Regions from separate parts of the Mus musculus genome. Here all the other regions are linked to region 1. A link is a loop called in an ENCODE intact Hi-C map of the cell type or tissue named here. Cell type or tissue: heart. All regions are shown on one strand. Region 1 holds the start of Zdhhc3 (zinc finger, DHHC domain containing 3). Region 2 has its middle 2.4 kb from the start of Gm51699. Region 3 holds the start of Tmem42 (transmembrane protein 42). Region 4 holds the start of 1110059G10Rik (RIKEN cDNA 1110059G10 gene). Region 5 holds the start of Lars2 (leucyl-tRNA synthetase, mitochondrial). Region 6 overlaps Lars2 (leucyl-tRNA synthetase, mitochondrial). Region 7 holds the start of Zfp445 (zinc finger protein 445).

Region 1 (4,000 bases):
CACACAGTGTCATAGAAAGTTAATAGAGCCTGGGTTTTATAAAAGACACAACAACAAAACAGCATGAAACAAACAAAAACCCCAAGAGAAATGAAAAAGCAAACTGGTATAACACAATATAATGTGCCATCCTTGGGTATTTCATTTTTCTGGTTCTAATATGTTCTTTGAATAGCTTCAATAAATAAGAACTATGAGTTATGAGGTTTAAGGACATCTAATGCATTCAATGAATATGATGAAAATGCTCTAGCATCACATAGGAAAAATAACTAGTGATGACAGCAGTGTTCCAGCAGAGAATATAAACTCCACTGTTTATGTTTCTTGAAGTCTTCTGAACCTAATACCAGATATTACTCATAAAATCAGTCACCAAATAGATAACACTGACCCTTCTTCAGAAAGAACCTGTTGTCTGCTGTCGGGGGTAGGATATGCCCGTGTGGTGCTGGGGAGGGAACCTAGGGCCTTTGCACATGCTACTGTTCTGCCACTAACACACTTTTAAAGATATGCCCAAAGACTTTTTCCCAGGAAAATGGCTCATAGTAGTTAAACTCAAGTCAAACTTTCTTCCAGTATCTTTTCTGACTTTTCAATCTTCACCCTACCCCACCCCCACCCCACTATATATTCAAATGGTCTCTCTTTCCAGTCATCTCTAGCACGAGATACCCTACTAGCAGGAGTCCCTTGCTATTTCACCAGTTCCTCACACAGAATCTAGTTGTTCAACCAGAGATGGTGTCTAGGTGCTATATCAAGTGTGGCATCTGTTCCTCCAAAAAAGGAAGAAAGCCGTCTGGCTCCACCTTTTCCAGTTACCCTAGAGGGCAAAGTCCAACCCTACAGGAAGCCGTCTCAGGAGCACCTGTAGTAAGTATTATGTATGGACGCAGGAAATTCATATCCAGTCTATCAAGAAGAGGCTATCATTTGAGGGCTCAGCAGCTAACAGTTCAGTACCTAGGAATATAGCCAGGCACTTCCTGTTACTGTTGAAATCTCAGCGTAGTCAGTAATCCACTATGACAACTCTAATCACCATGCTCTGTGGCTATGCTCACAAGAGCCTTCCCTTCTACCCTGGAGGACTCTGGTTAGTGTTCTGTTTACTTACTTAGTTAGCACAAGAGAAAAAAAGCCTTTTTTCGACGAGTGGGGGCAGTGTCTTTGAGACAGGATCTCACTATGTGGCTCAGGCTGTCCTTGAACTCACAGTGTAGAACAGGCTGACCTCGAATTCAGAGATCCGCCTAGCTCTGTCTCCCAAACGCTGGGATTAAAGGCAAAGGGTGGCCAGCACCTTTTATTTCTTGATGATTAAGCTGAAGGGTTACTTTTGTTTAAAATAGAACACCAGGTAAGTCTCTACCAAGTCTCCCCTCATTTTCTCAGAGAGACCCTTTAAAACTTAGTTCATATCCCCTCTCTTCCTTAAAGGGCCCCTCACTATGACCCCAGCTTCACCTTGCAGGCATCCTTTCTGGATAACCTAGGTCCCATATCCTCCCAGGGTCGGTTTTCTTTCATGAAGTTATCCATCTTCCCCGGAGATCCCTTCCATCCAGGCATCCCGAAGTGCAAGACACTCTCCCTACTCTCTTTGGGACAATACTCCAGCAACCGCACGGGGCAAGGGTAACTTGCAAAGCTCTGGGCCATTATCTGATGATGGGCAGTAGGGGAGGAAAGGATGAGGGAAGACAGGACAGAGATCGATCCCTGGAATGGAAGGAGGGGTGAGAAAATTGAGAAGCTGGCGCCCCATTCCTGGTGCAGACCCTTCCCGACCAGTGACCTAATGAGGGATCCATGGTCTCTTTCCTTCAGCCATCCTAGGGACCAACTAGGAGGGGGTTGAGGAGATGGTCCCTCATGGGCAGCACGACTTCCGCCTTCCTGAAGTGTCTCACGTGCGCGCGCTCGGCTACTTCGACTCCGGCCCGAGCGCTCGGGTTGCGCGCTTCCCATCCAGTCCCGGCTGGGGCCCCGCGCCTCCCTCCTTCTGGGGCTTCCCCACTGCACTGACCGTCAATCTGGAGGCAGCTAGCAGTCCCGCGCCGCCTGCTGCTGCCCCGGGGCCCAGCCGCCAGCGTCCGCGATGGCACGGGCACCCGGCGCCACGGCTTGCCGGACTCGGCCTCACACGGGGCGGTGCGAAGGAGAAGCCCATGGAGCTCCAGGCGGTGGCGGCAGCCGCGGCTGCGGGAGCGGCCACCGCGCGGGCTGATGACGCGCAGGCGCGGTGGGGAGAGGCGCGAGCTGATGACACGCCAGCGCGCGCGGTGAGCTGAGCAGCATGGCGTCGGTGGCGCTAAGCGAGGCCGAGAAGGTCTACATCGTTCATGGAGTGCAGGTAGCGGTGGCGGCCGCGAGTGCAGGCCATATTGCGCAGGGAGGAGGTGCGGGGCGGCCACGTGGTCAGGACGGACGCCCGAGGCTTAGTGCTGCAGCGAGTGTGCGTCCTGTATGCCTAGATGTCCACAGCTCTCGGGATGGAGGAGATTCCTAGCTCATCAGGGAGCGGCGGGCGGGCAGTTCCCGAGGCTGCAGTTTAATGAAGGAATGTCCTTGTGGCCTCTGCACGACCTGAGAGTGCAGTGCCCGAGATCCTGTAATCAGAATAGCGGCACGTGAATGGACTCTGGTGACTTTGCACACAGAGGCCGTGTATCCGAGGGGGAAAAGGACTTTAAAATTCTGACAGCAAACACCACACGCCACACACCCCCTAAAAACAGGAAAGAAGGAAATGCATCGGTAATAGAGTGCGTGCTTAGCATGCTCCAGACCTTGGTGGCTGGCACCTGTAATCCCAGCAGCTGGGAAGTGGAGACAAGAGAATCAGGAGTTTAAGGCCAGACTGAGCTATAAAGACCCAATCTTAAGAGAAATCACGCTGACATATACACACACATGTCTTACAAATAGAGAAAAATAGGGAGTGTTTTTCTTTCTGGCGGTGCTGGAGGTTGAACCTCTTGGCCTTGTGCATGCTAGGCAGGCATTCTATCATGGAACCGCATTCTCAACCCTTTTGTTTTTTTGCTTTTTTTTTTTGAGGAGGAGAGCTTTATATCCAAGGCTGGTGTGTAACTCCTATCAGTCCTGCCTTGGCAGAAGGCATGCCTTTTCACCACCCGCTGAGAAGAATTTTTCAAAGCAGACTGGTAGTCTATGGTGTAATTGTTGATTTACCTGTTTTACTTGTGGGGCGCTTAGATCTTTGGGTAGCTACAATGACTACCGCGATCTGGGCTCAGTCCTGCTTTTGAACGTTCAAGAGAAGTGAAGAATGTTTCCTGGCAACCATAATCTAGTATTCTACAAGCCTTGTCCCTACAGTTGATCTTGTGATGTAGTCATCATAGTAAGGTGACCTGTTACCATTTAAACTACATAATGCAAGTGAAAGCATGTTCTTTTCTAAATCATATGACATACTGTTATTTTCTACTTCATATAGAGTAAGGAATGCCAAAATTCAGTCATTAGGTTTCATATTAAACTTGAGTAATAAAAATCCAAACCCACAACTCATTAGCTTTTTAGTTCAAGATCAGGTTTAGTAATAGTGGGGTATATGCACAGTGGGTTGTATGGGAATGTTAAAGTAGTCAATCCTAGGGGTGGGGCTTCCCTTTTAGTTTTTAATTTTTTTTTTTTTGCCAGAAGTGTGACTCTGTCATTCCATATCCCTAGTCTTCATGGTGACATATTAAGTGCTGATGAGTTTTTAATTTTTTTTTTTTTTTGCCAGAAGTGTGACTCTGTCATTCCATATCCCTAGTCTTCATGGTGACACATTAAGTGCTGATGAGTTTTTAATTTTTTTTTGTTTTTTTTGCCAGAAGTGTGACTCTGTCATTCCATATCCCTAGTCTTCATGGTGACACATTAAGTGCTGATGAGATTTAAATTCTACAGGTTCAGGAAATCTTAAATGACCTGAAGAAAAAGTGGGTTCATTGCAAAAATTGGAAATCTTCCATCC
Region 2 (4,000 bases), 380 kb before region 1:
TCCTGGGTCAGAGAGACCCTGGGTTGGCACACTGGCTTCCCATTTATCATACCTAACTGTTAGGTGAGTTTCTAGCTGGGTAAACCATCACCACCTCTAGCATAACCTTTCATAAGGAAAATGAACCCCCTTAGTCTGGGGATAATTACCCACCCTGGGACAGACTTGATCAACTTCACCTGCACTGTTCTATGTCTTCTGTGAACTCCCCCTCTGGCTTTAAAGCCATCCAGAAGCCTCTTAGTTTGGGTTTCTTTTCTCAGGTGCTGATGGCCACCGGCCCATGAGGGAGGAAGGAGCAGAAGCCTCCAGCAGGGTTCCGTTGTCTGTGAGTATGAAGGAAGGACTTGAGAGACAGCTGCAGTGAGGCAGCTCAACTTTATTGTTCCAGAGGTAGGGTGTATAAGGGCTGGGGGCGGGGGGGGGGGGTACTGGAGGAAAGGGCTGGTTGGTTATCTCACAGCACCTAATTATCATACGGTGAGAAGCCAGACTGGGACTTGCGTGCTGAGTCATGCAGTCATGCACAAGGCCTTTCTTTACATAAGGTCAGGCATCTATGCTCAGAGACACTCTTCAAGTAAAGTCAGGTACAGAACAGGAAACCCCCGCTGAGAAAGGGAGTCCTCCACTTTGCACCGAGCTCGAGAGCTATATGAGTGTGATACCAGGAGTCCCCAACATCTTAGCACACAATCAATTCTTTCCATTTCTATCAATTTTCTCCTTAAGAACTCCAGCTCGACACTAATCTTGCCACACTTATCTTTGCGCAATACAGGCCTCTTCCTCTGTTTCGACTTTCTTTCTTCTCCTCTAGGTTGCACTTTTTCTTTACAGGCACTTGTTGCATGATGCTCTATAGCACGTAGGTCTGCCAAAGCCTCTTTTGGCATAGATCTTTATAAAGATCTTGCCCCCCACAAAAAGAGCTCAGCAAAGCTGCCTTGCAGTCCTTATTGAACCCATCTCTTCTTTAACTCCTCTATGAACATACTTCTATTTGGCCCAGTGAATTGGAATTCGAACACAGCTTTTCTAATTCCCAGTCCCCTCAGCCCCCGGCCCCTGGCCCTTGATCTTTATGAGAACCTCAGATGAGGATTAAAGTGTCTCTAATGTCTGCTGAGCCAGTCCATCACACTGTCTCAGGTTAGACAGCCCTTGCCTTAAGGAGGAATGGATGCTACATTACTCTGGTTTTCTGCCTCCACAGCAGTCAAACTGACCCCATCAGCTCCTGTGTCCCAGAACCTCACAAGCTACACAGTGGCAGGTTGTTTCATTTATTGTTTAAAAGACTTCTCCGGTTCCAGCAGGTCACGTGCTGAATGTTTCCTGGTCACCCCAGTTTCTTGTATAGGACCACTGTTAAGGTCCCCACTGTTAGGCTGAAACCCCCTGCTCACTGCTGCACAAGCTGGGAAACCTCATCTGCCCTCCTTGCCCCAACCCACCCTGCGCTGAAAAACTCCAAACAAAGGAACTCCCAGTTCTCTTCTTGGCAGCTGTTGAAACATCCTGCCCCTGCTGCCAGCCACCCAAGCCCTGCCTAAGTGCTCAGCTCTTGACCATATGTGGGCACAAATCCAGCTTGTGGCTGATGCCATCACCCCTCACCTAAGGTCTATAAAACCTCTGCCCTAGCCAGGCTGTGTGACTTCCACAGCTCAGTTCTTCCAGACTGATGAACTCGCTCCTAATAAACCTACCATTATCTGCTTTTAGCCTGGTCTTATCTAGCCTGTATCTGAGTCACCCCGGGAGAAAAAAAGCCCATTATCTTGGTGACAAAACCAGGAGGATTTAAGCCCTAGCCCAGTAGTCTGGGCCCCTGTTGTGTGGTGCCCACTCCTCTCCCTCTCTCTCCCTCCATCAGATTTTCAACTTAGGGTAAGTCACCTTTTCCAGCCTAAGAGGTATTGGGTGCCTCTTTCAGATCCAGAACCCCTGGGATTACCTGCCAAGCAGCAGCCGATCCAGAGCAAATTCATCCATTCTGGAACAAAGACAGTCTTTATTCTGGGTAGCCTTGGGATTTTGGAAATGTTCATTCCAAGGCTACCCCACCTCCCACTGTTTGACCACAAGCTGTTCTGAGGGACACCTCTTTGGTTTCCAGAACAAGCTCAGAGATGGACAACGCTGAGTCTAAATCCGATCCTCAGTCACCTCCTGGATTGCTTGCTACTAAATGTATCCAAATTTGTCTCAAACCTTTGTCCAAAATGCCAGATGTGTTCTGGCAAATGTTCTGTGGCCTGGCTTCAGTAGCTAATCTAAATGGCCACCAGAGGGCACTCTTGACTTTAACATCCTCCATGATCTTAATATTTTTCTGCCTGTTTGTGGGCCGACGGTTTGAACTCTCTTCTGTCCAGGACTTTTGGGGCCTGAGCTCTTGACCCTCTCTCTGTAACCAACCTTCTATGGCTCAGGTCCTAATAGTAAGGATGGTCACACTCACATCCCCCTTACCTCCAAGGACTCAAACTCCAAATCAGAGTCCCCTCCTCTAATGGAACCCCACCTACTCCTCCCCTTTCTTCACCACAGCATACTCACCTGTTGTTCCAATTGCAATGGCTGCTCCAAACCAAGTTGCTAATTTAACCACCCCTGAGGCATGTACAGATCTCAGTGACCATTTTTCCCTTAGGTCCATGTAGGGCTACTACTACAACAATCCCCAAAGCCTCACCTACCCTCCACTGCCATGGATCCCAAAACTTGTTCAGCTGCAACACGCCAACAGTCCCACCTCCTCGCTGACATGGCTCCAAAATGCCCCCTCATTTCCGTCCAAAATAAGCAACAATGCAATTTATGGCCTTGTGACAGCAGCTCCCTCAGCCAAGGTCCTTTGCCATTTTCCCCACTTGTTAACCCTTTCTTGTCCTGACTTAGCCTTCAGCTTAAACCTAATCATACAACACTTATTATAAACTATAGTGGGTTGGCCTAATGCTGCTTGTATTCTAATGCTAATTTGGGGCCCTCAAGATGGGTGCCCCAGAGATGAGAGTCTGCACCTAAGCCACTGAGTGACCCTGACCCCATTTAATTGTGATTGGTAAATAAAGATGCCAACAGCCAATAGCTGGGCAGAAGAGACATAGGTAAGGTTTAAGTTTTTCGGGCTTAGAGTGAGAGGATCACAAGGAGGAGGGAAGGGGCAGAAGGAGCCACATGGAATGAAGGAAGAATGAGCAGGAGGGAGAGGAGAGCTGTCATGGGCTAAGAGCCAAGAGAACATGGCCCAGAGGGCTGCTCTATTGGAGTCAAGTGCAACCCAGGTGAACTACAGTAAGGGATCAATAGGAAGGTAGACTCTAGTAGCCTGGAGGGTAGGCAGTGGCCCAGCTATGGTGCTGCTTAAGGCTATTTAAAAATATAAAAGCTTTGTGTCTTTCATCTGCTAACATAAATGATCTAAGGCAGGGTAAAAGCCTCAGGCCAGGATTTTTAATATTTTTTACTACAATAAAGTATTAAAATAATCAAAACATACAACTTAATTATCAATTACCTCATAATCATATTCACAATATGCCATATATGCTTATAGTTATGATTAATTACCAACATAAGTTTTATTTGGCCTCCTGTGTCTATGTTTTATATACATGAAATTTGGTTCTCTCTATATATGTTGTAAGGATTCATGAATCAATGGAGAATGATACCCCAGACTCAAAGAGTATGCAAAAGCAGAAAGATATATTCTACAGTAATCCAGCATGCAGGGGACTACCATTCATCAAAATGGTAACTAGGAGGTAAGCTCACAGGTTCAATTTAAAGCTGAATAGGGGAGTTCCAGGGAGCGGTAGGTGACCTCTATCATGACTGGTTGGCTTGGTCTCTAGGGCTATGGGTGTCTTTGGGATTGGGATTTGAGGAAGTCTGGGAACTTTCCAGAATCATTGCTGGGAAGACCTGGAAACACTCTGTTTTTACCTCAGGCCAGATGGCAAGACAGTTCCTGATTGACTGCCTG
Region 3 (4,000 bases), 92 kb before region 1:
CAGGGTCTCATGTAATCCAGGTTTGCTTTTAAACTCCCTTAAGTTCCTGATCCCCCTGCCTCTGCCTCCAAAGTCCTAGGATTTTAGTTACACACCGTCACACCCAGGCCAATCAGGTTCTGACATGGATACACAAATAATACCCTAAATCAACCCCCTAACTTTCCTTGGTTTAAATCACTAATTTTGGAAGTCATATAGCTAGACAATACACTGTTGCCCACTTTTTCTCTACAGAGCATGCATAAGATGTGTGAATTAGTTGTCTTACTTACTTACCTTACTCTGCCAGAACATGAAGGTCATTTCTGTTAATTACCTTTATAATCCGTGGGATAAAGTCTTTGACAGATGCAGCTTAGATTTGTTTTAGCTTCTCCTATCAGTTGTTGCCACACACTATCTCCATTATTAAGTGGAATAGTACAGTGAGTACCCTTGAGTCTCAACTTCCTTATCTGCAAATTGGAGTGGTTTATACCACATAGGACTAATTGGGATAATCTATTCTTTTTATTTAAAATTTAATTTTATGTATTAATGTGTATCTGTGTTCAGGTGTATATATATGTACATGAGGATAGGTGCCTTTGGAGGCCAGAAAATAGTGGAACCCCTGGAGGTATGAGGTTGGGAGGCACTTGTGGGAAGGTTGCAAGCTGCCTAACTGCTAAGCAATCTCTCCAAACCCCAGTAATCCATCCTTTTATTTCATCCACAAAACCACCCGCATGAGAAGCAAGGTAGCATGTAAGAATGTCCATGAAAAAGCTCTTTAACAGGGAATAAAGTGTTTCTTCCAAGCCCCATACATTAAATATTATTTGTATTTTATATATCAACAAAACAAGTTTTGCTGTGTAGCCCTGGCTATGTAGAGCTATTTAGAGCAGGCTGTTCTCGGACTCACAGAGATCCACTTGCCTCTGCTTCCTCATGTGTACCAACCACCACACTTAGCTCACGTTATACACTTCTACAGCTCTCCTTTAAGGAAATGTATCCCTAACATATATCCATACACACTGCCATTGACTGAATTCAGGATTTTTCATGTATTATGGAAGCACTGAGCTATAACCCCAACTCTCCTTTATTACAAAAACAAAAACTTTTTGAGAGTCTCAAAAAGTCCTTGGCTTGCTTAGTACCTCTCTGTTGGTCAGGCTGGCCTCAAACTCAGTAATTCTACCTCAGCTTCAGAAGTGCTAGGATTACGGGTGTGTGCCACCATGCCTGGCTGCCAGCCCTCTCAAGTGAGACAATGTCTCCCTAAGTTGCTCAGGATGACCATTAACTGCCTCAGCATCCTAAGCATCTGGAATTACCGACAGTAGATGACATTTTACGGTTTGTTTGGGTTTTTTTTTTTTTTGGTTGTTTTTTCAATTTTTTTGTCGTTCTCAATTACTTTACACGAACTTAGAAGTGACTGTGCTTCTGATGGTCCAGGCAGAACAAACGTTTTCCCAAACAACGTTCTGTCTCAAGCGGCCGGTCTCCAGATCCATCATCTCCTGCGTCCACGAGGGAGCAGAGGTGCTTTGAAGGTGCAGCTTGGCTTCAGGATTAGCATGTTAGGTGCGCATCCATGTAAAGTGGCAGACCTCCCCGTCTTCTCAGAAGCAGGTTCCCCTTGACTGCAGGGCTCTTTCAGAAACAAGGTTACTTCCGCCGCAGGTTCTCCTCGGAGATAAACTCCCCTCCTCCCCAAGTTCACGTCAGCAGATTCCTCTCTCACAGTAGGTACCTCTCGGTAGCACGCTTCCTTCAGTGGCGCACGGTCCTCGCTACCGGATTCCCATCCCCCAGGTTCGCCGGAGCCGCAGGCTCTCCTTAGTCGCGGGTTTGCACACGCTGCAGGGTATGGGCTCCAGATTCCTTTCATTTGTAGGCTCGGCTCGGCTCGGCTCCGGACTCCACTGCAGCAGATTCGCCTCACTCGCCTGGCTCCGCCCTAGCCGGGCTCACGGCGGGTGGCGGCGTGCGTGGCAGTCGGCCGTGGCGGGCGCAGCGGGCCTCATGGCGGCCGGTCCGCAGTCCTCGGGTGCCGCCGTGTCTGCGGCCGCTTACCCTGACTCACCCGTGGAGTTACCCGCTCGCCTACAGAAAGGCGCGATGCGGCGCCGCTTCTGGGGCGTGTTCAACTGTCTGTGCGCCGGGGCGTTCGGGGCTCTGGCCGCCGCCGCCGCCAAGCTGGCCTTCGGGAGCCAGGTGCAGCCCGGGGCGCCACGCGGGGGCGGGGCGGGGGGAGGGCGGGGCGGGGGGAGGGCGGGGCGGGGGGAGGGCGGGGCGGGGGAGGGCGGGGCGGGGCGGGGAGGAGGGCGGCTTAACCTGGGTTCCCGCCTGCGCCCATGTTGGACCACCTGGTTTTAGGCACTGCCTCCTGGGGGAGGACCTCGAAGCCCACCTCTCAGTTTAAGTCCCCTTGCCATAGCTTTTTTAGCACGTGACACCTAAGGTGAGATAACCGGTTGCCCATCTCTTCCTGTCCTTGGCAAGAGTTCGGACTGAGCGCCTGCGGAGCTTCTGCATCAGAGAATTCGATCCTGACCTGAACAGGGGACTGCTTGATATAGATTTCTGGCGACTTACAGTCCTTTTGTAAAGTCATATCTTTCCAGAAGGCTACTCAGCTACAAGAAATTTGAGGTCTTCGTGGAAGATAACCCTGCCCCCTGTCTGCAGGCAAATTCCTCTGCCTATCAGTCAGGGTCCGCATATGCTTTGTATGAGACGTGTAAACATCTCCCAGTCTTTCAAGGTTATGCCCATGGTGGTTGTAGCTCAGTGACACTTTCTCCTGCAGGTCAATATTGGCTTATGTGTCTTAGGCATCGTTGCCATGGCAAGCGCCAATTCTCTGATGTGGACCTTCTTTAGCCGGGGCCTCAGTTTCTCTATGTCTTCAGCCATTGCATCTGTCACAGTGACTTTCTCGAACATACTTTGCTCGGTGAGTAGCCTGGTGACCTTGTTCTTAGGGTTCTTGGTGAGTTAGTTGTCCTTGGGAAACCCCTGATTTTCCAGGCTCTAGAAAGGACAGGGAGTAAAACAAAAGTTGGGCTGTCTCCAGGCAAGGAACAGTTAAACATGGAAAACTTAGGAGTGAAACCTATGTCACTCTGGGATAACACCAGCTATCTCAATCAAGAACTCTAACATTAGCTATGGGGTCTAGGGGGTCTGGTCAAGGGAACCCAGTCTTGAATTGGAAGACAGCTTAACTTGGGTTTATGATTACTGGGTACTAGCTATGTCCGTACTGGCCCTACCTGCTAGCCTGCTGAGCCTCAGTGCTCAGCTGGGGTGGTAACCTCTTACGTCCACAGAGGAGACAGAAATACGTGGATTGATCATGAAGGTGGTTGCTGGATGCAAAGCACCAGACTTTGGCCTCTAGCCCCTCAGGAAGAAATCAGCCAAGGAATGGTGGAGCCTACCAGGGTAGGCCAGGTCCCTTACAGCTGTCTCTTCCACAGGCCATCTTAGGCTACCTGCTGTATGGAGAGTGCCAGGAGATCTTATGGTGGGGAGGGGTGTTCCTCATCCTCTGTGGGCTCACCCTGATCCACAGGAAGTTTCCACCCACCTGGAAGGAGAGCAAGGAGCAGTGAGGCCAGTCGGTGGATAGACCAGACCCACTGTAAAGAGAACCATGATACCCAGCCAAGGGTTGACAAGTTGGGCTGCTTCCAGGGCGGCCTGGGAGTGCAGCCCTTAAGTGTCAGCCACATGGAGATGGTGGACCAGCCACTGGCCTCTGACCTCCTCACAGCCTGGAAAGTTAAAGCATTAGCTCCTGTAAGGGGAAGCTAACCACCACAGTATGAGGCCCAAGTCCTTCAGTGTTGGTATAGTGCCTTGATTCTTGTGCACCAGGGAATATTGGAAGACTCTGTGATCATGGGTTACACAGCAACATGGCAGGTACCTGAAAAAAACAAAAAACATGTGATTAGAATCCTGCCCTTCATGTACCCCAGCACTGGCAGTTGGC
Region 4 (4,000 bases), 160 kb before region 1:
ACTTTATACAGTACACTAAGGTCAGTCTACTTATTTTCTATTTCACTGAAGTGATACTTGAGGCACAGAGTGAAATCACTTGCTCAAGGTTACACATCTGGTACAAAAGCTAATGCTTGAACCAAAGGCTTTCTTCAAACCATTCTATTCAATTAAAAAAATCAGATTATTTTAGGATATACCTGTTTTGGCAGCCTTTATTTCTGCTTTAATTTTCATGACCTCTTCAGCTGTTAGGTCTCCCTTTTTTAAAACCACTACTTGAGGCTGTTCATCTTCTTTGTCACTGTGATTGCCATCTTCATCTGGGAGCTGAGGCTGGATTTTCTACAGAAAATGTTTGATAATCTTTAACCAAACACTGCCATTGTGAGCAACTGTAATTTTTAAAGTGAAGTGGGCTGGGCAGTGGTTGTGTATACCTTTAATCCTAGCACTCAGGAGGCAGAGGCAGACCGATCTCTGTGAGTTTGAGGCCAGCCTGGTCTACACAGTGATTTCCAGGCCAGCCAAGACTACAAAGAGAAACCCTGTCTTGATAACAAAACAAACAAACAAGCAAAACTAGAACAAAAGCAAAATGGATAATGATCCTTGAAATGAATAGAAGATAAAATTTTAATTAAAAATAAACTCCAAAGAGTTTATTTTTACTATACCAGAAAACAGAAACTGGGAAACTTCTCCAGTGGGATTAATTTCTATCTAGACTATTGAAGGCAGTGCCACATCATCTTGCTTCCTCTTTTCTAATCAATATTTTTCATCCCTGTCTTGTCTGGATTTGATAAAACAACAACAACAAAAACCAACAAAACACCAACAACCTGACTTTACCATCCAAGCCACAAAAGTACAGAAAATAACAGGAAAATTATATTTTCCCCTACCTCTGCTCATTTGATATACTAACAGCTTCAGTTTTGTAGATATCTTTGTTTGTTTTTCAAGACAGGGTTTCCTCTGTTTAGCCTTCATTGCCCTGCAACTCCATTTGTAGATCAGGCTGGTCTGGAAGTCAGAGATCTGCCTGCTTCTTCATTCTGAGTTCTAGGATTCAAAGACATGTGCCACCACTGCCCAGCAGATACTATTAGCTGCTATTCAAGGACACACAAATAGTTATATAAAAGGTTTTGTACATAAACAATACTGTACATAATTGTTTAACTTTTGAAATTTATCAAACAGAAACCTAGTACTCACTGTACAAATGTAACAATTATATTTTGTCAGCTAAGTCAAAACATTTCTACTTTTTAACTAAGAAAGGTTTTGCATACTTTGAGATAAATACAGAATTATCTCATTTTTCAAGCAACTGTCTAATATTTAATTTTGGGCAGTCATCTTATGGGGAATACCCTGCATGACTTGGCCTTTGCCCACTACTATATTTTATCCCATGTAACTTTCACAGCTTCTAAGAGTCTAGACAACTAAGTTTGAGTACTCAACTGTCCATTATGTCTGTCTTTTTTTCTCAAACTGTGTCTAGGATGCTCCAGGCCATCTCTTACATAGCTAGCCCTCAAAACTAAAGAATCCCTAGATGCGCTTTTGAACACAACTGCATGTCCTCTTGTTTGACCTGTGCATAGCTTCTCGGCAGCAAGAACGCATTGTGTTTTCAATGTTACCTTCATTAGACAACCCCCTTTGAGAAGTACTGTTTCATTTCCCTATCTTGAGACACACAGCTTGGTAAACAGCAGGGGTTCTACTAGTCCTGGCTGATTCCTTCAAAGACTCCTGATTCGAGTCGTTTAATCAAGTGGCTTCGGTCTCCTTATCTGAAAAAGGGGACGACGCTGTCAATCACCTTGCTCAGGTAAAGTGAGATCCGCAAGTAAGAAAGGACAGAAAAGCTGTCTAGACTAGCTACTAGGGCTAGGTCGTTTTCAAGAATAGCACCCTGCAAGTAAGAATTCCTGGACCCGAGAGGCCAGACCTGGGGTCCGGCTGGTCGCGAGTGAGGGACCTGTCAGTTACGTCGGCACCGAGGAGCCGGAAGTGGGGTGGAGATAGAGGGTCTGACTCGGGGCGACTCCCGCGGCCTCACCTTGGTCTCTACGGTGGGCCCCTCCTTGTAGCCGACTCTCTCTTTGAAGCGGGACAGGAAGGCGGGCTCTGCGGGCCGCACATAGGACACTTGGTTCCGCTTGCTCATGGTAGTTCTGGTTCTGACCAACAATAAATAGCACTCGGCAGACTTGGCAGGGTACAAAGTGTCTGTCGCCCGCGCGGACTTCTGACGTAGACCGTGTTAGTGACGCCATCCGACCACGCCCAGGAGGCGTGGTCCGTTGGGGCGCCAAATTCAAATCTGCGGCCATCTTGAAGGGAGGATTCTGGTGGTCCTGGCGTAAGCGAATCTCGGACGGGGTCGCCATGGCCCCCGGCTGCAAATGTAAGTTGCGAGCCTGCCTGGTGAACTCATCGCCGCTGGCAGATGCCGGTGCTACGGGGCGTCACCTCTTAGGGCGCCCCGCGAGGGCGACGACGGCACACGCAGTGGGAACCCGAGTTCCTCACGGAGCGCGGGCGTCCCGCCTCGGCCACCCTACACCCGAGCGCTCTTCTCTGTGCATGGGACCCTGCTGTTTCCTTGCTGGCTTCTGGTGTCCTGAGGGCGGCCCTTGCGCTGCACTTGATGCTTGATTACCTATTTCTGCCTTTTTTGAAGGGAAGGGATTTGTGTTCCCTTCGGTGGCCTACCCTCAGAGGAGGGAACTTTAAAGCGAATTGCAACGGTCCCTTTACAACAGTTCCCATTCTTCATGCAAGACTTCATGAGTTCCTGAAACCAGAACTGTATCTTAGTACAGAACCCTATAGATAATGTGCTCTGTAAACTAAGTGTACTAAGATTAGCTAATACTAAAATACCTCAATTATAGTAATAGACAGTAATAGTTATTTGAAAGTAGTCTTTGCCTCAATTATAGTAATAGACAGTAATAGTTATTTGAAAGTAGTCTTTGACATAGTGTCTTATTATACCGGTCTTTTATCCTATGAGATTCTACGGTGTCTACTTGCTGAGAGAAATTCTGTAGACAGTATGACAGAGTTAGTATCCAAAAGTCACTTGAACACAAGCATTGTGATATAGCCACTTGATCTAATAACAAATGGCTGAGACTGTTAGGAGAGTAGTGTTTATAGTACCTGGCTAAAAAGAGTTGTGTAGCATGAGGCTTTATATTGAGACCTTGTTTAAAAAAAAAAAAAAAAAAAGGCTTAGAAATTGTTTCATTCTGAATTTTCTATTTAGTTGTTTTAGATTGTGATTGATGGCTGAGGAAAAAAACATAGAAAAAAGAAGTGCAGATTATGAGTAGACTAATATATATATTAATCTGTTTTCATCACAAAGAGATTGATTTAATCCCCCACTTCCAACGTATATGAGTGCCACCTCTTATATTGCCTATTATCTTTCTTAAATTATTTTTAATTATTGGTGTGTATGTGAGTGCACATGCATGTGTATATGTGTGCACAGCTGCGAGTGTAGTTTGTGTGTAGGTTGCTTGTGTGGGTGAAGATGGCCGTGGAGTGGTTGGATACTCTAGAGCTAGCATTATGAGTGGTTGTGAGCTTCTGAATATGGGTGCTGGCATGTGTGGTTTTTTTTTTTTTCCTTTGTTTTTCGGCTGATTATAAGATTTGAGAATAAAATGAGATACTTGAGAAAATTGTGAAATTATACATTTGAAATTTACAATAGTGTTCATGTTTGTAGCTCTTTGTCAATTGTTATTGTTTCCTGATGAATTGTTTTAGTAACCCTTTAAGTCTATTACACTGATATTTGAACAGCTCTGTGTGATCTTTTCCTCTATTTAAAGTAGCCTGTCTCCTCTACCTCTTCAGCAGTAAGAGAATTTAAGCGTACAAACTAGTACATGATAGAGCTTAAATTCTTTTTAAAATCTAGGCTCGTCTTAAGGTTTCTGTGAAGCCAGACAGGGCCTGGAGCTTCTGATCCTCAGGA
Region 5 (4,000 bases), 250 kb after region 1:
AAAAAAAAAAAAAAAAAAAAAAAAAGTGACATCATGAAATTTGCAAGCAAATGGATGGATCTAGAAAAAAAAAAAAAAACCCCAAGTGATGTAACCCAGAATCTGAAAGATAAATATGGTATGTATTTACTTATAAGGGGATTTTAGGATTTTAGCCATTAAGTAAATGATAATCAAGCTACAATCTAGAAACAGAGAGGTTATGTAAAGAGGAGGGGTCTTGGGAGACATAGGAACCGACCTGGGAAGGTAGATTAGATTTTATGGGAGGATTGGGGGGGTGGGTGAGGATGGGAGGGGGTTGTGTGGGGGGAAAGAGTATGGGGAGAGTCAGCTGAAATTGAAGGAGGGCACTTCTGGGGGTGGGGGATGGGAAGCCAGTGCAGTGGAAACCTAGTGTGAACTGTATCAGGGCAATGGTGGCACAGAATTGGTTTCCAGGTGAGGTTTGATGCTGGTCTAGAACAACCTGGTGTTTTGAGCTTTAAATGATCAGGAGACTGTTTTTGTTGTCGTCGTTGAAGTCTTGGAAATGGACAAAAGCTTCCTATGTTTCCTGGGTGGCACACAGAATGAAGTTTTATTCTGTAGGAGTGTACACCCCTGCTGGTCTCCTTATGGACTGCATTGACCCATGTAAGGACAGAAACTAAGATGGAGATTATACATACAGTGACGGGATGGATTGTCTGTGAAGCTACAATTGATTTTAGCCCTGTAGGAAGAGATGGCACTCAGACATTGTTTCCCCCCTCCCCCCCCACCCCCCCGCTATTACTGGATAGCAACCATTTTGCACTATTTGCAAATCTCAGTACACTTCTCACATGTGGCCTTAAAAAGATTCTTCCTTTAAAAGATAGAGTGTAATTACACCATTGTTCCTTTGCAATTCCTTGATTTATTACAAGGCAAGAAGCTCTTGCTCCATGCAGTGCGTGCTGGGCGATGGGGCACATTAACCCCATAAGGAAGGAGGTCAGACAGCTTGTTTTCCTGTCAGTACATTTTGTTCCCCGCTCTACTCCGGGCTAGGTAATTCTCCTCCTGGGGCTAGAAGATCACCTGATATGATGGATGAAAAGTGCTTCAATCCTCACCAGGCCCATAATGGATCAAAAAGTCAGACAAGCCAGCCCAGTAGCAGCTTCTGTGACGCTGAGATTCAAACCCTGGCCTTGAACCACCCCAGAGCTCTTTTAACCACCTGTCACTTCATCCTTTAGCATCTCCCTCGTTTCTGTTCTAATTGTAAGACCGGGACAATCCGGTAAGCAGAATTTGTACCGATAGCAGGCGTAGAGGGCGAGGCCTGGGCGGGGTCAGCCCTGGGCGAGCAGCTTGGGGGCGGAGTCAGCGCTGTCTCTCCCGCATCTCGCCTTTCCCTCTTGGCTCCGCCTCTCCTGTCTGTGTCCGCGGCCTCCCCTTTCGATAAAGTTGTTGTTTTGCCAACATGGCGGCGCCCAGAGTGACTGGCTGGGTCTTGCTCGTGTAATGCTTGGGGAACGAGGCAGAAGGTAGCAGCTGGCCAGACAGAGCCTGAGCGCAGAAAGCCCCGCCTGGGGCTCAGGAAGACGAGAGACAAGCCCCGCTTAGCCCCCGGAGCTGAAGGTGCGGACAGGCTCGGGAGTCCCGGGACCTTGGAGTTTGACAAAATGGGAAAAGCTCCGAGATTCTAGTCTATAGGCTCTTTCAGCCATGGACCCTGTTGACAGCTCCGGACTCTTGCTCGGAGAACGCACATCTTCACATGGCTTTGTATTCGAATTCTCCTCTACTACTCACCTCCCCCCGGGTGCCTGGATCTTCTCTTCGGGGTTGGGGGTTTGGACCCAGAAAAGGACCATCAGTACTACATCTTTGGGGGACCCACAGTATTAATTAGGACCCGCAGGTCTTCACAAGTCGCCTGGATCTTAACAGGCTCACAGCTTACAGAGAAGGTGGAGTTCCAGATACGAAATAACTTGCCTGAGATCCTGCAGGAAATTAGAAGTAGCGTGTGTGTGTGTGTGTGTGTTTAACATTAGTATTTTACAAGACATGTCTGCTGACATTTGTGTTTTTAGAAGACATGTTTGTTGGGGTGAGGTGTGTGTTAACTTACTCGTTTTGTTTGTATCCACACCAACCTCTGCTAAAATGGCTGCTTTTGATGCCAGGAAGAGGCAATGCCTATTAAGACTTCAGTAGACAGGTACTTGAAATGGCCCAGAGCTGTGCCTAGTAAGTAAAAAAAGAACAGAAGATGGTTGAAATCTAAAAGTTCTGTAAATTCATAGGCATGAGCACAGACAATTTGTTCTTAGTCTCTTCCCCTAGTGGAGAGTCTGAGGGTGATCTTGGACCTATGCCTAAGGGTTTGGGGTTTATTTTTATTTTTTATTTTGCATTGCTCAGGATGGAACCAATGGCCTCAAACAGTGTCAGGGAATTACTCTACCACTAAGCTATATCTCCAGCCCCCACATTTACAGTATTTACTTGTTTTATTTTGTTTTTGGTGCTGGGTATTGAACTGATGTGCTGAGCATCTGTTTTATATATCTAGTCTTTGGATTTTCTTAACAAATCTGCTTTTGTTTTAAGACTTGTTTTTAATTGTGTGTGTGTGTGAGTGTGGGTGCCCATATAGGCCAGAGGCATCAGATCTTCCTGAAGCTGGAATCATAGGCATTGTGAGTCACCCACTGTGAGTGCTGGGGACCAAACGGGGATCCTGTACAAGAGCGGTGTGCTCTCTTAACTGCTGTGCCATCTTTCCTGCCTCTTCTTTATTTGTTTGTTTAAAGACAGAGTCTCGCTGTATAGCCCAGGCTTCCCTACAGCTCATGGTAGCCCAGGTTGTACTGGAACTCTTGACAGTCCTCCTACCTCAGCCTCTCAAGCTACTGGCATTCCAGGTGTGAGACATCACAGTTTCTTAACTCCTCTGGCATACATACATTGCCAAATTGCTTCAGAGGTGTTCTTAATTTGCATCTACCAATAGTGTATACACATAATTGTTTTCATTAAAACTATAAGCAAGATATTTAATTGTATTTATTTCTTTGATTAGTTGTAAAGTTGATTTTTTTTTCATGTTTCTTAGCTTTTGTCCTCTGTCTTATCCCTCACTTGGGGCACCAATCCCCCTTTTCTGGTGCTGTGGATTGAATCCAGAGTTTTAGACTTGCAAAGCAAGTGTTCTACCACTGCGATATACTTCCATGCTTATATCTTTGCCTATTTTAAACATGTTTTTGGGGTTCTTTCCTCATATGTGAACTCTTTATGGAGTTGTATAACCTTTTGTCATTGTAGTTTGGAACAAATACTTTTCTTCAGCAAATTGTTTACTCTTTAGCAATTTGTTCAAACTTTTTCTTTCTTTTCTTTAAGACAGGATCTCACTGTGTACCTGTGTAACTCAGGCTGGCCTTGGACTTAAGATCCTCTTGTCACAGCCTCCTTAGTGCTGTGATTACCAACATGTTTCACCCCACCAACTTACACATTTTTGGTATATAGATATTTCATGGTTTTGGAGTAAGACCGATTAATTGTGGTACTTTAAAAAATTCCTATTAACTAAGTTTGATGGTTTGTGGTGCCTGTAAGCCTAACATTTGGAAGGCAGAAGCAGGGATATCAGGAGTTCAAGGTCATCTTTGTCTGCAATGCTAGTTCAAAGACAGCCTGAGCTAGATGAAACCCTGTCTCAAATTCCCACATCCCTTCAAAACAGTGGGATTTATGCCAGTTTATGGCTTGCGTTGGAGCCCTAATTTAAATTTTTCTCAAATACATTGAGCAATCAATCATTTTCAGAGTTGTGGTGGTGCACATGTAATCCCATGAGGAGGCTGAGGCAAAAGAACAAAATTAGAGGCTAGCCTGGGCTATATAGTGATATTCTGTTATTTTTGTTTTCATTTGGATGTACATATGTGTATACATAAGTACACACATTGGAGCCCAAAGGTCAATGTTTGACGTTTAAAAATTATATTTATTT
Region 6 (4,000 bases), 330 kb after region 1:
CTATTGTTGGTCAGCTGTGCACTTTATGCCAGGCTCTCAGCTTGGAAAAGCTTAAAGTGCCAGAGAAAAGGCACTTTTAATGCGAGTATATTAATTTTTAAGTTAGATTACTCAGCCCAGTAAATTCCATCTATAATACAAATTGAAAACACAGCTAAAGGAAGATGTGAACACCCTAACTATGGAACGGTAGGGACAGTAGGGGTGCCTTATGTGTACTGAAGAGAGGCAGGACGGTGTTGGGGAGAGCTAAGAAGTGTAGACTCATACCACACATAGTCAATAAATCTCCTAAAGTGCAAATCAGTAATGAATATAAACATTTTTAAATAGTTGAAGTAAGAGTGGAAGCCAAGAGTGCTGGTACATGTGTATAGTCCCAGCATTCTAGAGGCAAGAACTGGAAAATCAAGAGATCAAGGCCAGCCTGGGCTATACAAGACCCCATGTCAAAGAGAGGAGTGGGGGAGGGGGAGAGAGAAGAAGAGGAAGGATGGAGAGGAATAGAATTAAAAGTGAGTAGGTAACCAGGTGTGATAATGTCTTTACTCCCCTCACCCAGGAGACAGAAGCAGGTGGATATCTGTGAGTTCAAGGTCCGTCTGCTTAAATATTGAGTTCCAAGCATCTGGGTGCTACACAGTGAGGCCCTGACTTTAAAAGAACAAAAGTGGCTAAGGTTCAGGCCTGGGGTGCAGGGAGAACTGAGGCTAAGACCACTGGTTTGATAAACTTTCAAGTGCTGTTTGACTTTTCTGTCTGTTTCTTGGACAAGATAGAAACCGAAAAGAGAGCAGTAGGAACCAGGAACACAGACTGCTTTCAGACCTTAGCAGGTTGCTCTTGAGCATGGTAGAAATACCCTGGAGCTGTGTTATCCACATATGAAGGGCTTCCATTCTGGGCACTGGAGACTGAGGCAGGAGGCAGGAGGCTCAAAGGATCTTTGTCAAAAATAAGCAAAGGAAGCACTCTCCTATTCTGGATTTAGCACAGTAGCGTATTTCTGGTTAGACAGATGCTCAAGCCATGTTCTGAGCAGCAGAGTTGTGGTTCCATAATTTGTGTTCATTTCAGAAATTAGTGAGAGCCTGAGTAAACAGAAAGATGCAAGGAGACTGGGAACCTGAGAGCAGCTCCACGTGAGCCATAGAGGAGTGTGAGGGAGGGTTCCCTTCTCAGGCTGCGTCCCAGCTGTCCTGAGCCCTACATAGCCCTTCTGTGAACAGCACAGCTTCACACATCACCTGCCATGCTGCCCCCGGATCCAGCATTGTCTTGAATCTTCCAGAGCGGTGGCCTAGGTAGAACATAAATTGAATAGTTAACATCATTTATCCCGAATTTGTTTGTGAGCTAAATACCACCCTCAACTTTGGCTTTACTGTTGCCCAGAGCAGCAGTTGAATTCATTTATTTACTTACTTTTTTTTTTTTTTTTTTTCAATTTGAGACAGGGCCTCACTGTGTAGTCATGATTGTCCTGGAACTTGCTATGTAGACCAGGCTGGCACTAAACTCACAGAGATCAGCCTGTCTCCGCTTTCCAGGTTTGGGGATTAAAGGTCTATGCTATAATGCCAAGCAGCAGTTGGATTTCTTTAAGAAACTATTTTTTTTCATAAAGAAAAAGGAAAGGTAGTTGGAAATTTATTTGCTCATTTAGTTGGTTAATTTGGGAGACTTGTTCTGCCTTTTTTTTTTTTGAGAGTGCTAGCACAGTTGTAACTGCAAAGAGGCCTATGCTAAGAGCTACACTGCTTGGCTAGGCTTCCTGGCCTACCACCAGCAGTTTCCGTTTGTGTTTCAGAACCGGCTGGTCAAGAGCAGGCTACAGGAAAATACTTTGTGGCATTGGGGAGAAAAGTCTGAAATTTTAAAGCCAGGGAGCACAGATCCTCCAAAGCGAGTTCCTCAGTTAACTTCTGAATGGAGGTTGCCTTGGGAACAGGGAGGCCTACTCCCCAGCCACAGTGGCTCTTTCTCAAGGCAGCAGCCAACAGATAGATGACCTGGCGAGTCCTTCCCCTCTGTACATTAGGGGACAGGAGTAGGAGGAAGTCTGATCTTTGATATCCATGTTGGTCACAAGCATCCAGAAAATGAGGGAGTTACTGGGATGTCTTATAACAGGCCCTAGATAAGTTTCACTCCTTCAGTAAGCCATATTTGTACTCTTGCTGGCTATTTCAAAGCACTTTAAAAATAAGATTGATTTCTGTTTTAAAATGAACATTTAATAGCATGCTAGTTTCTATTATAAATGCTACTATTGCCCTCTATTGGTGAAAATTTTAAAAATCTCAATAGTCATACTAAAAATTAAAACTAGCCATTCAAATAAACATCCTACAGAGATGCTTTGTTGCTGGTATTTTTTTCTCTTGCTCTTGTTTTATTTAAAAAAATTTTTTTTTGTCGTTTTTCTTTTTCTTTTTTAGAGACAGAGTTTTTCAGTGTAGCCCTGGCTGTCCTGGGTCTTGCTCTGTAAGCCAGTTTGGTCTTGAACTCAGAGATCTGCCTGCTCTGCCTCTCAAGTGCTGGGATTAAAGGTGTGGGCCACTACTGCCTGGCTCAAAAATTACCTTTTTTTTACATTTGTTTAGTGTGTGTGTGTGTGCACACACGCGCGTGTGTGCACATGTGCCGTGAGCCATGCAGAGGTCAGAGGATGGCTTGTGGTCCAGTCAATGCTTCTCCTTTTCTCACTTATTATGTACATTTTTCTTTTGTTTAAAAAAAAAGTCATATTTTCTGGCACTAGTATTTTCAAGGGATGAGCACACATAGCTTTAATTTATATAGTTGTGGCAAAGAAGACATTAAAATGCCTGCTTATCTCTCTCGCAGTCCTTTTGGCTCGGCACTGGCAGACTTCTGGATGCCCGTGGATCTGTACATCGGAGGAAAGGAACATGCTGTCATGCACTTGTTCTATGCACGATTCCTCAGTCATTTTTGCCACGACCAAAAGATGGTGAAGCACAGGTGAGCATTCGTTGTACTTTACAAAACAGTTCTGTTCACAAGCAGTAACTGGAAACAGGTATCCGTTGGGAATCAAGATAATTTGTGTATACAAAATAAAATCTGTTTTTCATATATGCTTTAGAGGCCATTGTAGGTCTTTACAATTTGAGGTCCATTTACACAAACCTCTTAATCATTTGGTGTGAAATCCGGCTTTCAGTGCATCTGTCTGTTAAGTAATTTGAGGTTTTTACTTGTAAAGGAAAGAGGAGCACTGTGATGTTATATGATTCCTGAAGCATCTCACATGCTTGTCACTCTGGGTAAACTGTACCTCTAAGCTTGGCAGAACCGTCTCTAGTACATCACTCTAACACTTGTGTATCAGAGCAGAAGATGGCATTGCAAATCCATTGAAAGTTTTTCTCCTGCTGGCTTATAATGTGTTCCTCATAACATTCAAAAGATGTAAGAAAGGGTGGTATACTTTTGTAATCCTAGCACTCAATCGGCCAACACAGAAGGACGGTTGCAAACTTGAGGCAGGTCTTGGCTGCATAGTGAGCTTTAGGCCATATGGAGAGACTATCTCAGGGCCCCAGCATTTATAGACCCTCTGAAAGATCCCAGCTCTTGGGAGGCAGAGGCAGGTAGATTTCTGAGTTTGAGACCAGCCTGGTCTACAGAGTGAGTTCCCGTACAGCCAGGGCTACACAGAGAAACCCTGTCTCGAAAAACCAACCAACCAAACAAACAAACAAACAAACAAACAATCCCCAGAATTCCAAATGTCACAGAGTCATAAAAACTATCTGCAAGCCGGGCGTGGTGGCGCATGCCTTTAATCCCAGCACTCGGGAGGCAGAGGCAGGCGGATTTCTGAGTTTGAGGCCAGCCTGGGCTATAAAGTGAGTACCAGGACAGCCAGGGATCTAAACAGAGAAACCCTGTCTCGAAAAAACAAAATAACAACAACAAAAAACCAACAACAACAACAACAAAAACTATCTGCAGCTAACACAAATCACAT
Region 7 (4,000 bases), 250 kb before region 1:
AGCCAAGTCAGCTAGTAACATGACTTTAATCCCATCACTTAGGAGACAGAGGAGGGCAGACTTTTGTTACTTGGAGGTAAAGCAAGTTCCAGCCAGGGCTATGTGAGACTCTATCTCAAAAACAAACAACAAAGTAAGGAGAGAGGAAATCTTCCTCACAAGGCCTCCCAATAAAAAAATGTAGAACACCAAGCTCACTGCTACAGACAAGATGCTAATCAGGAAGGGAATGTTGAGAAGAAACAGAATACTTGAATGCAGAATTCAAAATTCTTTCCCCCTCAAACAGTACAAATTACAAAATTAAACACATATTTTAAAGTGGTGAAATGTCACAAGTGCCAGTAACAAGAACACATCAACCTTATCTAAGCACAGGAAAACATCAGATATAAGAACATTCTAATATTTCAAGTAACAAAATACTTCAAAAAAGATTTTAGGGACTGGAGAGGTGGGCTGTTGATTTAAGAGCACTGACCACTGCTTCCCCAGGAGCCTAGCTGACCATAGTTCAATTCCCCGTGCCCACCTGCAAGCTTACAACAGTCCTGTAAGTCTAGTCTTAAGAGATCTGACAGTCTCTTCAGACTTCCATAGGCACCAGGTACACACATGGCATATAGGCACATACAGTGAAACATTTACATAACAAAATCATTTATTTGTTTTATTTTATTTTTGTCAAGGTCTTAAGTATGGCTATGCTTGGTAATGAACAGTACTACCCAGGAAAGTTAGGCAGGAACAGCCTATAGGATGGACCACTGAGTAAAGTTATCTAGTGTCAAGACTGTGTAGTTCAGTTGAACCTGAGTTCAATCGCAAGAGCCAACACAGCAGCAGGAAAGACACCCACAAGTTGTCTTCTAATCCCCACAGGTACACTGCCACACATATACATGCACTCAAACAAAAATAAGATGTAGGGCCAAGTGTGGCAGCACACACCTTTAACCCCAGCACTGAGGAAGTAGAAATAGGTGGATTTCTATGAGTTCTATGCCAGTCTGCCCACATGTTTGATGTATGAGTTCCAGGCTAATATAAGAGGGGGAGGTTAGGGAAGCCCAAACCAACAATTGCATTGTACCGGGGCAGAACCGGTGACAGAAGTTTCAAAGTTTCTATAACATAGGTTTCCAAAGCTTAGATAATTAGAACAATGGACTTTCTGAAGCTGTATTAAGAATGAAGCACTGCTGGGCTGGAGAGCCAGAAAATGAAGCTCACGAAATGAAGTCACCTAAAGCTAAATGGGTTCCCCCATCAGTTCACTTTCTTGCTTTATTTATTTATTTATTTAAATCATTTTACTCTCAAGCAACTCGGACATTACAAAATACTCCTTGAACACTAGAAGACACACACACACACACAAATATATAATATATATATAAATAAGGTTGGGACTGTGAGCACGTTTCAGCTTTCAAGTGCGTTATCAAAGCTGAATTTCAAACGTGCCCTCTCAGCTTAGAAAACATTTCTACCTTTATTACTTTTAAAATTTGAGAGAAGGGCTCATTAAATTGCCCAAGCTCCCGGTCTTTCTGCCTCCGCTTCCTCAGTAGCGGGGATTACAGGCCGGAGCTATCACACCAAGCTGTTCGAAGCTTTTTTTAAAATCTCAAACATTTTACATCACAACCGCAGGGCTTTTTTTTTTTTTTTAATTTTTATGTTTTTAAGGCAATAGCATAACCGACCCACACAGTCAAACATGGACCTACGTGTGGAGTTTGTCAAGAATACCGAGAGTCATAATGGCGGACACCGGACTGCTGGACAACACCGCTCCGATCGTCCCGCTCCCCGCAGAACCGCCCTGGGCCGTGACGCCGCCCGGGCCAGGTCACCGCAACTGTGCCCCGCCGCCCGCTCCTGCACCCGACCTCCCAGCCGCTCACCGACTCACGCCGGAGCACTCAGCATTCTTCCTAATGGCTGTTCGCTCCCAGGGCCCACTTCCTCCGCGGGCCTCTCTGCGAGAGCGGAAGTACGCTTCTGAGGTCTATCTAGGAAGCCCGGAGGAATGCCATCTCAGCTGCTCTCCGCCCAAATGCCTCCCTGGCGCCTTTGATGTCTAGGCACTGGCTTGGCAGTAAGGCTGAAGGTCTAACTTCCATGTCCTGTCCGCTGTGTCTGGAGATAATGTAAAACCCTAATCCTCCGTCAGAGGTTCACATTTGGACCCTACCTGGGACTTCCTAGAGGGTCATTCTGAGAATTATTTTACTCAAGAAAGTTCCTGTGGGTGGAGAATGAAACTTGGCATAGCCTTCACCCTCGGCAGAAGTGAGAGGCTGTAAGGAAGGCGTGTGACTGGAAAAAAATCCTTAGGGTCCCTCAGTAAGAAGAGCATTATCTAGATGAGTGGTATGGAAGGGACACTGTTGAGAAGCAGCCTCTTATCTCCCTGTGTATTGAGTAAAGGTTAAACGATCTGAGACTGGTGCAGGAACTACACCAGGGCACTAACAGGCCCAAATGGCAAACATGGCACTAGCAGGTCTTGCTCTCCCCCTTCACTCTTCCTACCTAAACTGTAAGACCATGACCTTCGGTCAGTGGTACTTACTTTGTGACATTCTCTAGTGAGACACCAAAATACAGATTGATGCAAAAGCAAGAGGTTTACTTTCCGGCACGAAGGATCGACCTTCAATTAGTCCCTCAAGTCAAGCGACTAGAAGGCGAACCCGAATGGCTATTACAAGCAGTTTTTATACATTCAGGTAATTCCTCCCGCTGTGTCTCTAGGGTAGGGATATCCCAGGAATCAAAGACAAGGTCCAACCACCAGGTATAAGGCAGGTGTTCCTCTGTAGTGGACCAAGCCACATCCCCAGTGGCTGGAAGTACTTGCCAAGTCACTTTGGTAGGGTTGGGTGGGGTGCTGAGGCTCAGCACGAGAAGAAAGATACACCACAGCCATCTCATGGTTTCTTTGGCCTTGCGGGTGATCTCCAACTTGGTAATTGTGTGGAATCTCTGAGGTACCTCCGTTAATCAGGGCACTAAGTTTAGTGTCACAGTTCCTGGTGGCTGATCGGGAAAGCTTGCAATCGAGCCATAAGATCTGTGTCAGCTTGAAAAGTCACTCTGGGGTTGGGGGAGCATTAAGAGCCAGGGTCAAGGGAGTGGAGGTCCCATACAGGATCTCAAAGGGAGTTAGATAGAAATGATAGGGAGTATTTCTGGCCCTAAACAATGCCATGGGAAGGAGCAACACCCCGTCTGTACCAGTCTCTACCAACAGTTTGGTTAAGGTCTCCTTCAGGGTCTGATTCATCCTTTCTACCTGCCCTGACCTTTGGGGACAGTATGCACAATGGAATTTCCGATCTGTGCCCAGTAATTTACCTACTCCCTGGCTTACCTGAGAAATGAAGGCTGGCCCATTATCTGAGCCAATGGTTTTAGGCATACCAAATCAAGGAAGTATCTCTTCTAGTATCTTCTTCATGACCATCTGTGCGGTTTCTCTCTTGGTGTGGTAGGCTTCTACCCATCCAGAAAAAGTATCTACAAAGACTAGGAAGTACTTATACCCATATTTTCCTAGTCTGACTTCAATAAAATCAACTTCCCAAAATACTCCAGGATGATTATCCCGTAGCCTTTTCCTGATGGTGCCTTAGTGGGTGGATGAAGACACAGAACTCTAAGCTCCTCCTGCACCATGCCTGTCTGGATGCTGCCATGCTCCTACCTTGATAGTAATGGACTAAACCTCTGAACCTATAAGCCAGCCCCAATTAAATGTTGTTTTTTTATAAGACTTGCCGTGGTCATGGTGTCTGTTCACAGCAGTAAAACCCTAACTAAGACAGAAATTGGTACCAGCATAGTGGGGTATTCCTGTGACAACCTGACCATGTTTTGGGGAGGACTGTGGAAGGACTTTGGAACTTTGGGCCAGAAGAAGATCCATTCGATGTTAAGAGCTCTGTGAGATGTTGTGTAGGAGCTTGAAAGATATTGTTGAGAACAGTGC

What was found. Peaks named below come from ENCODE experiments on the same cell type or tissue, not always from the same donor. Only the 100,000 strongest peaks of a DNase experiment are listed, where the experiment ranks them.
Region 2: it touches region 1 in a loop (5-fold over the local background); 4 of 42 quality-filtered maps call a loop at or near these places.
Region 3: it touches region 1 in a loop (2.7-fold over the local background); 10 of 42 quality-filtered maps call a loop at or near these places.
Region 4: a loop joins it to region 1, with 3 times the contacts of the local background. A loop is called at or near these places in 6 of 42 quality-filtered maps.
Region 5: a loop joins it to region 1, with 2.9 times the contacts of the local background. A loop is called at or near these places in 2 of 42 quality-filtered maps.
Region 6: a loop joins it to region 1, with 4 times the contacts of the local background. A loop is called at or near these places in 2 of 42 quality-filtered maps.
Region 7: it touches region 1 in a loop (2.7-fold over the local background); 4 of 42 quality-filtered maps call a loop at or near these places.

What each region holds. Positions count from the first base shown.
Region 1 is chr9:123,110,961-123,114,960 of GRCm38, forward strand. Zdhhc3 (zinc finger, DHHC domain containing 3) reads right to left here and starts at 2,234. Exons shown (of 7, transcript NM_001372538.1): 1 at 2,036-2,234. Exosc7 (exosome component 7) reads left to right here and starts at 2,271. Exons shown (of 8, transcript NM_001081188.1): 1 at 2,271-2,362. The coding sequence starts at 2,306. In heart, CTCF peaks have their summits at 2,151 and 2,354; a DNase peak (open chromatin) is centred at 2,151; H3K4me3 peaks cover 2,718 bases; H3K27ac peaks cover 1,910 bases.
Region 2 is chr9:122,734,639-122,738,638 of GRCm38, forward strand. No RefSeq gene overlaps it. Among named protein-coding and RNA genes, the nearest start is that of Gm51699, 2.4 kb to the right of the region's middle. In heart, a CTCF peak has its summit at 2,289 (motif pointing right); no DNase peak of the experiment used is centred here.
Region 3 is chr9:123,019,357-123,023,356 of GRCm38, forward strand. Tmem42 (transmembrane protein 42) reads left to right here and starts at 1,970. Exons shown (of 3, transcript NM_025339.4): 1 at 1,970-2,214; 2 at 2,810-2,956; 3 at 3,483-4,000. The coding sequence starts at 2,023. The coding sequence ends at 3,617. In heart, no CTCF peak of the experiment used is centred here; a DNase peak (open chromatin) is centred at 1,955; H3K4me3 peaks cover 2,156 bases; H3K27ac peaks cover 1,593 bases.
Region 4 is chr9:122,948,743-122,952,742 of GRCm38, forward strand. 1110059G10Rik (RIKEN cDNA 1110059G10 gene) reads right to left here and starts at 2,258. Exons shown (of 3, transcript NM_025419.4): 1 at 2,063-2,258; 2 at 183-327. The coding sequence starts at 2,170. Kif15 (kinesin family member 15) reads left to right here and starts at 2,339. Exons shown (of 35, transcript NM_010620.1): 1 at 2,339-2,410. The coding sequence starts at 2,392. In heart, a CTCF peak has its summit at 2,435; a DNase peak (open chromatin) is centred at 2,269; H3K4me3 peaks cover 2,794 bases; H3K27ac peaks cover 1,676 bases.
Region 5 is chr9:123,365,497-123,369,496 of GRCm38, forward strand. It overlaps Lars2 (leucyl-tRNA synthetase, mitochondrial), which reads left to right and starts at 1,431. Exons shown (of 21, transcript NM_153168.3): 1 at 1,431-1,611. In heart, a CTCF peak has its summit at 2,301; a DNase peak (open chromatin) is centred at 1,405; H3K4me3 peaks cover 1,809 bases; H3K27ac peaks cover 1,179 bases.
Region 6 is chr9:123,438,614-123,442,613 of GRCm38, forward strand. It overlaps Lars2 (leucyl-tRNA synthetase, mitochondrial), which reads left to right. Exons shown (of 21, transcript NM_153168.3): 14 at 2,851-2,988. Among named protein-coding and RNA genes, the nearest start is that of Gm40586, 24 kb to the right of the region's middle. In heart, a CTCF peak has its summit at 2,297 (motif pointing left); a DNase peak (open chromatin) is centred at 1,848.
Region 7 is chr9:122,864,004-122,868,003 of GRCm38, forward strand. It overlaps Zfp445 (zinc finger protein 445), which reads right to left and starts at 2,003. Exons shown (of 7, transcript NM_001359935.1): 1 at 1,911-2,003. In heart, no CTCF peak of the experiment used is centred here; a DNase peak (open chromatin) is centred at 1,998; H3K4me3 peaks cover 2,278 bases; H3K27ac peaks cover 1,627 bases.